Regions from separate parts of the Homo sapiens genome. Here region 2 is linked to region 1. A link is a contact called in ENCODE Hi-C or POLR2A ChIA-PET data. All regions are on one chromosome and are shown on one strand. Each heading gives the region's core, a stretch centred on a gene start or an enhancer-like site at or near the end of the contact. The rest is flanking DNA. Distances are from core to core; before and after follow the strand shown.

The links. A loop is a pair of places that touch in the nucleus more often than their neighbours do. ChIA-PET counts read pairs that join two places held with the same protein, here RNA polymerase II (POLR2A). Pooled maps may share reads with other maps.
Region 2: a loop to region 1 is called in a pooled map, with 19 times the contacts of the local background. The contact joins the promoter of ZNF417 here to the promoter of ZNF551 in region 1. A Hi-C loop is called at or near these places in 5 of 37 single-sample maps with no recorded cell type and 12 of 50 pooled maps. POLR2A ChIA-PET finds 5 or more read pairs at or near these places in 5 of 52 experiments (CD4-positive, alpha-beta T cell, Caco-2, H1 and 2 more).

Annotation. Positions count from the first base shown.
Region 1 is chr19:57,680,484-57,684,090 of GRCh38, forward strand. It overlaps ZNF551 (zinc finger protein 551), which reads left to right and starts at 1,494. Exons shown (of 3, transcript NM_138347.5): 1 at 1,494-1,761. The coding sequence starts at 1,681. RefSeq lists an enhancer at 1,186-1,809 and a silencer at 1,865-1,934.
Region 2 is chr19:57,915,342-57,918,782 of GRCh38, forward strand. It overlaps ZNF417 (zinc finger protein 417), which reads right to left and starts at 1,251. Exons shown (of 3, transcript NM_152475.3): 1 at 1,038-1,251. The coding sequence starts at 1,070. RefSeq lists enhancers at 1,008-1,297, 1,316-2,171, 1,568-1,627.

The DNA.
Region 1 (3,607 bases), core at 244-2,743:
CTTGAACCTGGGAGGTGGAACTTGTGGTGAGCCAAGATCAAGCCATTGCACTCTAGCCTGGGCAACAGAGTGAGACTCCGTCTGGGAAAAAAAAAAAAAAAAAGAACTGATAAACAAATTCACCTGTGTAGCTGAATTCAAAGTCAACATGCAAAAGTCAACATGTAAAACTCATATGCCCTTCCATACACTAACAATGAAAAATCTGAAAAGGAAATTAAGAAAACAATATCATTTGCAATAGTAATGTATATGGTCAAATGATCTCAACAAGGCTACCAAGACCACTCAATGGGGAAACGATGATCTTTTCAGCAAATGATGCTGGGAAAATGAAATATTCACATGCTAAGGAATGAAGGTGAACCCTTACCTAACACCAAAAACACAAATGAACTCAAAATGGACTAAAAACCTAAACATAAGACCCAAAACTATAAAACACTTAAAAGAAAATATAGGGTGAAAGTTTTATGACATTGAATTTGGCCATAATTTCTTGGATTTGACACCAAATACACATGTGACAAAAGAAAAATAGACCAATTAGACTTCATGAAAATTAAAACTTTAGTATATCAAACAATAACAAAGTGAAAGAGGAACCTATTTAATGAGAACAAAATACAGGTTGAATATCCCTGAGCCAAAAATCTAAAATCCAAAATGCTCCAAAATCCAAATTTTTTTTTTCTTTTTTTTTTTTTGGAGACGGAGTCTCCCCCTGTCGCCCAGGCTGGAGTGCAATGGCGTGATCTCGACTCACTGCAACCTCTGCCTCCCAGGTTCAAACGATTCTCCTGCCTCAGCCTCCCAAGTACTGGGATTACAGGCGCTCGCCACCATGCCCGGCTAATTTTTGTATTTTTAGTAGAGACAGGGTTTCACCATGTTGGCCAGGCTGGTCTCGAACTCCTGATCGCGTGATCCACCCACCTTGGCCTCCCAAAGTGCTGGGATTACAGGCGTGAACCACTGCGCCCGGCCCGCCCGACTAATTTTTGTATTTTTAGTAGAGATGGGGTTCCGCCATGTTGGCCAGCCTGGTCTCGAACTTCTGACCTCAGGTGATCCGCCCGCCTCGGCCTTCTAAAGTGCTGGGATTACAGGCGTGAGCCACCGCGCCCAACCCCCTGAAATAATATTTGTTTGCCTCTAGGGGCACCCTGAGCTTCGTGGAGTCTGAAATAATGTCTCTAAACACTTAAGTGATCAGTTACGGAAAACACTTCCCAGAAATCTGGGAAAAGCCCCTTTAAGAAGGAGTAAATACCTCCTTCTCCCCTAGAGGCCGAAGTCGCCATTTCCCTGCACGGGGCACAGCACCTCAGAATACAAGTTCGCAGAGGTCAAAGCAGTGGACACACTCCGAAGAGCTCCGTGGAGTTTTGGAAACTACATTATCCAGAGTGCAGAGCGCAAAACGGCGGCGGAGTTGAGCCAATGACAGCCCAGGATAGCAACACTTCCGCGCACGCGCAGCGCGACGGGCCGGAACTTCCGGCGTCCTCCTCGTGGCGGTCATTTTGGCCTCTGTCCTGTTTGTCCAGCCCGCCAGTTTCTGCAGTGGAGGTCGCGACTGAGGGACGGGACAGAGAAGTCGCGAAAGTGGGCCAGAGGTTCTGCGACACCACCTCGGGTGAGCTGCGCCAGGCCCGGGATAGGGACTGTTGTGTTCGAATGCCCGCCCCGGTCGGCCGCCGCTCCCCGCCTAGTCCACGGAGCTCAATGGCGGCAGTCGCGCTGAGGGACTCGGCTCAGGTGAGTTGTGCGTCCTCCGGGTCTCGCCTACCTCCCCCAGCAGAAGCCTTAAGGCCCAGTGAGGGATGCCTGCTCACAGCCCTGCAGCCCAGGCCCCAGTACCCTGGACAAGAAGGCGCTTGTGGATTGGACCCGTTTGTGACGCCCAGTGTGTACGGAAATGTGACGGGCAGTTGACTGGCGCGTGCAGAACTTGGAGCTGCGACTAAGCTGGGGGGGATTCAGGAGCCTGGGGTCCGTCTCGGGTCTGCAGGAACATAGAGTGAGGCAGAGTTGCACCTGACGAATTTGACGATTCTGAGGACACTGGCAGCCTTCGAGATTTGTGAACAGATAGGGACACTGGGCTAGGATTTCCTAAAGCTATCCAAAAGTTGCTCAGGGGAAGAACAGGCTGAAGAGAGGTAATAGTAGTTAGGCATAGGAAGACTGAGTTCTTGTCCAAGCTCACGCAGCTGGTAAAGTCAGCACTGAGAACTGAGGTGCGGAGATAGTGCAGCCAGCCCAGGCCACCTGGCTCCAAAACTGGACCAGGGTCATTGGGCGACCTGAGCCTCGCCACTCGTCTAGCCTTGGGCCCTGAGACTTTGAGCAAATACAAAGCCCAGAGTCTTAAGTCCAGGTTAGATTATATGAAGCTGTTGGCAGCCGGGGGAAAGGAGATGTAGAAGGTTGTCCAAGGCAAAGTTACCAGTATATGCTAAGTTTGGAGAGGAGGCTAAGATAGTTCAGGAACCTACAATTATTTTCTTTTCATGAGAACAGGGAGCAGTGTAGTAGAAGTCAGACCCGGAATGGTTCCCTGAGAAGTTGAGTTGTCTATTCGTTACTTAATAGTAACAGTGGGAGGTTTGGAGTGGAAGAGGGAGGTGATCTGGTTCTGGTCTTATTAGGCTCCCTGTGGCTGCAGCATGGGAAGCCAACTGAAGGATGAGGTGGGGAGACCTGGGAGGAGACTACTGGGATAGGCCAGGTGAATGTGATAGAATGTGATAGGCCAAAATGGTGGCTGTGAAGATGCGAGAAGCAGTTGGATTCTGGATTCATTTTTTAAGTAGGGCTGCCTGAATTTTTAGTTTTGAGAAAGAGAGTGGAGTCAGGGATGACTGAAAGGTTTTATTTTGGCAGTTAGAAGTGTGGAAGCTCCATCAACTAAGATGGGGAAGTACATAGTAGGAGTAGTTTTCATTTGGGATATCAGAAGTTTTATTTTTGACCTGCTAAGAGTATGAGAGCTTTCAGAGAATGGTTCATGGGCTGCTGGAACTGTAGGTCAGGAACAGTGAGGAGAGATTCAGAATGGAGACTTTTCCAAAAGGTAGTGGACAATCTGTGGGCCGGGGTGGAGCTGTGGATCACATTTAGTAGAGGGGAAGCCTGCTCACAATGATAATAATAGTTGTCAAGGAAGGGGAGGGGAAGGTCAAGGACAGGTCTCCTGTGTGAGCCCCTGGTTGTGTGAGGTGTTGCAACACAGGTCTTGGACAGAAGTGTTCACGGTGAGGGTCGTACAGAGATTATGATCTAGCATGTGGCCAAGGCTTCTCAGGGGTGAGTAGACATGAGATGAATGTAGAGGCATAGGAGTTAGACAGGATGATGCTAGGACTGGTGCGTATTCACCTCTCTGCAGACTGACCAGGGTTTTATATTAACTCTTGGTGGGATCTGGGAAGTTTCAGTCAGGCTGTCACGTTATCTTAGGGGCATAATTGGCCATCTGTGGGACTCGATGGGCCCGGGGTAGAGAGCCACTGGGGTTGGACCTTGAATTAGTGGTAGTTGGAGAGAGGAAGGCTGTGACTGGTTGGGGGACAGCAATCACAGCCCAGAAGTGGAAGAGGCC
Region 2 (3,441 bases), core at 1-2,500, 230 kb after region 1:
AATGCACAGCCCTCGGCCTGCTTACTCTTCCAGGGAGAGCTCCACCTCACACTTTGTTCCAGACAGGTTCCATCCTCCCGGCTCCGTCCATCTCCAGGCCATTGCCTGCGCCCCTCCCTGTGCTTGTTGCTCTCCCCACCGCATCCCACGGGTGTCAGAAACAGGTGAAACCGTCTTTGCAAAATTATAACTGAGGAAATTATGACAGTGAAAGAAATCAGACCTTACTGACTCCGTCTTGCTTCCAACCTTTCAGCTGTCCTTGTTCATTCCTGGGTATAGGCTGAATTAACTTAGGGAAGGAATTCAGTTCATGGTTTCACTCTGAAACAAAATTGATAATAGCCCTTTCCTGAAAAGACCCCCTTCTTGCCTGGAGAACAGCCTGCCTTTGCAGGACTAACGAATTAGCTACAAGGTTAGAAATTACCGTTTAGGGGTCATGCAGCTTCTGACTCCAAGAGTCTGAACCTCCCCAAGTTGCTCCTGAAGATAAATCACTATTGTAAAACCTAAGATCAGTGCTTGAGGTATTTTGCAGATCCTGCACTGGATGGATCAGCTGACAACACACAGACCGGTAATCTGGGTCAATCAGTTCTGCCATCCCACCCAGAACAGAAAACAGCATGAAAAACTCACTTTAACCCTCTATGAATCCATCTCAGGTCCCAACCCTTACCGCCAAATTAATGTTGAAAACTCTGATCCCGGAATGCTAATGGAGACTGATTTGAGTAATAATAAAACTCCTGTCTCCAGAACAGCCTGACGGCTCTGCGTCAATTACTATTTCTCCATCGCAATTCTCCAGTCTTCATAAATCGGCTCTGTCTAGGCAGCTGGCAAGGTGAACCCACTGGACAGTTACACAGGGACCCCCACTGGACAGTTACACAGGGACCCCTCCTGCGAGCGCCTCAGTGTTCCTACGCCGGGTACCGGCTACAGACCCGTGAGCAGGAGCCGCTCCCTCGCTGGTTTAGGACCTGGGTGACGATGGGGTGACCTGAGGGCACAGAAGGCGCCACAATTACCTGAGTCGGGCGCCTCGGCGCAGCCGCTGCCATCGGACTACTTGGGGAAGCACGGCCCGGGAGCAGTGGTCGCCGTCACGGGGCTGCAGAGCCGCCTCTGGGCACCGAGGACGATTCCTCTCCACCTTCTAGGTTCAGTCACCGCGGTCCCCCCCCAGCACTCAGGGGCCACAAACTGGGGAAACACCCGCGTCACCGATACACAGCCGCTACTAGAGACCCCGGAAGTCTCAGCCTTACGTTACGTGCACACGTGGAAATGCCTTCTTTCCGAGTGCTCATTGGCTCTGACCGGCTGTCGTTTAACGCAGAGCTTTCTGGGTAATGTAGTTCCCCACTTTCCATGGCGCTAAAAAGAGCGATACCCAGAGTCCATCTGCAGGAAAAGCCCGCCATCAGGTCAGGGGTTCTCCTTAAAAAGCGCACCCTTCTGGCCGGGCGCAGTGGCTCAAGCCTGTAATCTCAGCACTTTGGAAGGCGGAGGTGGGCGGATCACGAGGTCAGGAGATGGAGACCATCCTGGCTAACACGGTGAAACCCCGTGTCTACTAAAAATTCAAAAAAAAAAAAAGTTAGCTGGGTGTGGTGGCGGGCGCCTACAGTCACAGCTACTCTGGAGGCTGAGGCTGGAGGAGAATGGCGTGAACCTGGGAGGCAGAGCTTGCAGTGAGCTGGGATCGCGCCACTGCCCTCCAGCCTGCGCGACAGAGCAAGACTCTGTCTCAAAAAAAAAAAAAAAAAAAAAAAAAAAAAAAAAAAAAAAGGCGCCTTTCTAGGGCAGAGGAGGGGTCTCACCTAGCCTTAGAAGCCGTATTGAGATTCCTGGAGACTAGTGTCTGTAACTAATCACTCAAGAATCTGGAAAAATACTGTTTCAGATTTCGGGGAGCGCAAGGTAAATAATAGGGAGCTCAAGCTAAAACTATTATTTAGGATTCTCCTAAAGGCTAAAAATCCAAATTACCACACCGTTTGAAACAGTCGTTCAGTCGCAAAATACCTGCACTGGAAGCAGAGGCTGATAAGCGTTGTTGTGTTATAATGTGTCTGAAGGCCCTCAGAAGCCTTAGAGTGCCTAAGGCAAATGAAGGAAGTTAGGGATGTGCTCCCCTATAGCAGGAGTGCAAAGCTGAATCTCTGTGATTCCTACAGAAAACAACTCTCCTGCTGATAGAATCTGTGAAAGGAAAATCTTGTGGCCTCAAAATTACTAAGCTAAAGGGAAAAGTCAATCTGGGAACTGCTCAGGGCAAACTTGCCTCCCATTCTATTCAAAGTCTTCCCTCTCCTCACTGAGATAGATGCCTATTCTGATTGCCTCCTTTGGAAGGACTTATCAGAAATTAAAAAGAATCCAACTATTTGTCTCTCTACCTGTCTACCTGTGACCTGGAAGTCCCCTCCCTGCTTCGAGTTGTTCCCGCCTTTCTGGTCGGAACCAATGTACTTCTTACATATATTCACTGATGTCTCATGTCCCCCTAAAATGTATAAAACCAACCTGTACCCCAACCACCATGGGCACATGTCGTCAGGACTTCCTGAGGCTGTGTCACGGGCATGTGTCCTCAACCTTGGCAAAATAAACTTTTTCTTTTATGAGACGGAGTCTCGCTCTTTGGTCAGGCTCGAGTGCAGTGGCGCGATCTCGGCTCACTGCAACCTCTGCCTCTCGGGTTCAAGTGATTCTCCTGCCTTAGCCTCCCGAGTAGCTGGGAGTACAGGCACGTGGCATCACGCCAATTTTTGTAGTTTCAGTACAGACGGGGGTTTCACCTTGTTTAGGATGGTCTCGATCTCCCTCGTGATCTGCCTGCCTCACCCTCCAATGTGTTGGGGTTACAGGCATGAGTCACCACACCTGGCCAGCAAAATAAACTATTTAAATTAACTGAGACCTGTCTCAAATTTGGGGGGTTCACAAATCATTATAGCGTTCAATTAATTGAACAACACTTTTTCCCACTTAGTATCCTTTACTTGATATTCTAACTTACATTCAACTCCTTTTAGTAATTTGACATCAGTCTTATAAAGAACAATAAGGCTGGGCACGGTGGCTCACGCCTGTAATCCTCGCACTTTGGGAGGCCGAGGCAGGCGGATCACCAGTTCAGGAGATCGAGACCATCCTGGCTAACATGGTGAAACCCCGTCTCTACTAAAAATACAAAAAAAAAATTAGCCGGGTGTGGTGGCACACGCCTGTAGTCCCAGCTACTCGGGAGGCTAAGGCAGGAGAATCACTTGAACCCGGGAGGCAGAGGTTGCTGTGAGCTGAGATCGCGCCATTGCACTGCAGCCTGGCGACAGAGCGAGACTCTCTCAAACAAAGAAACAAAAAACAATAAAATAAATGGTATCTTGGTAGTAGTGATGGCTACAGTCTGTAAAAAGTAAAGTA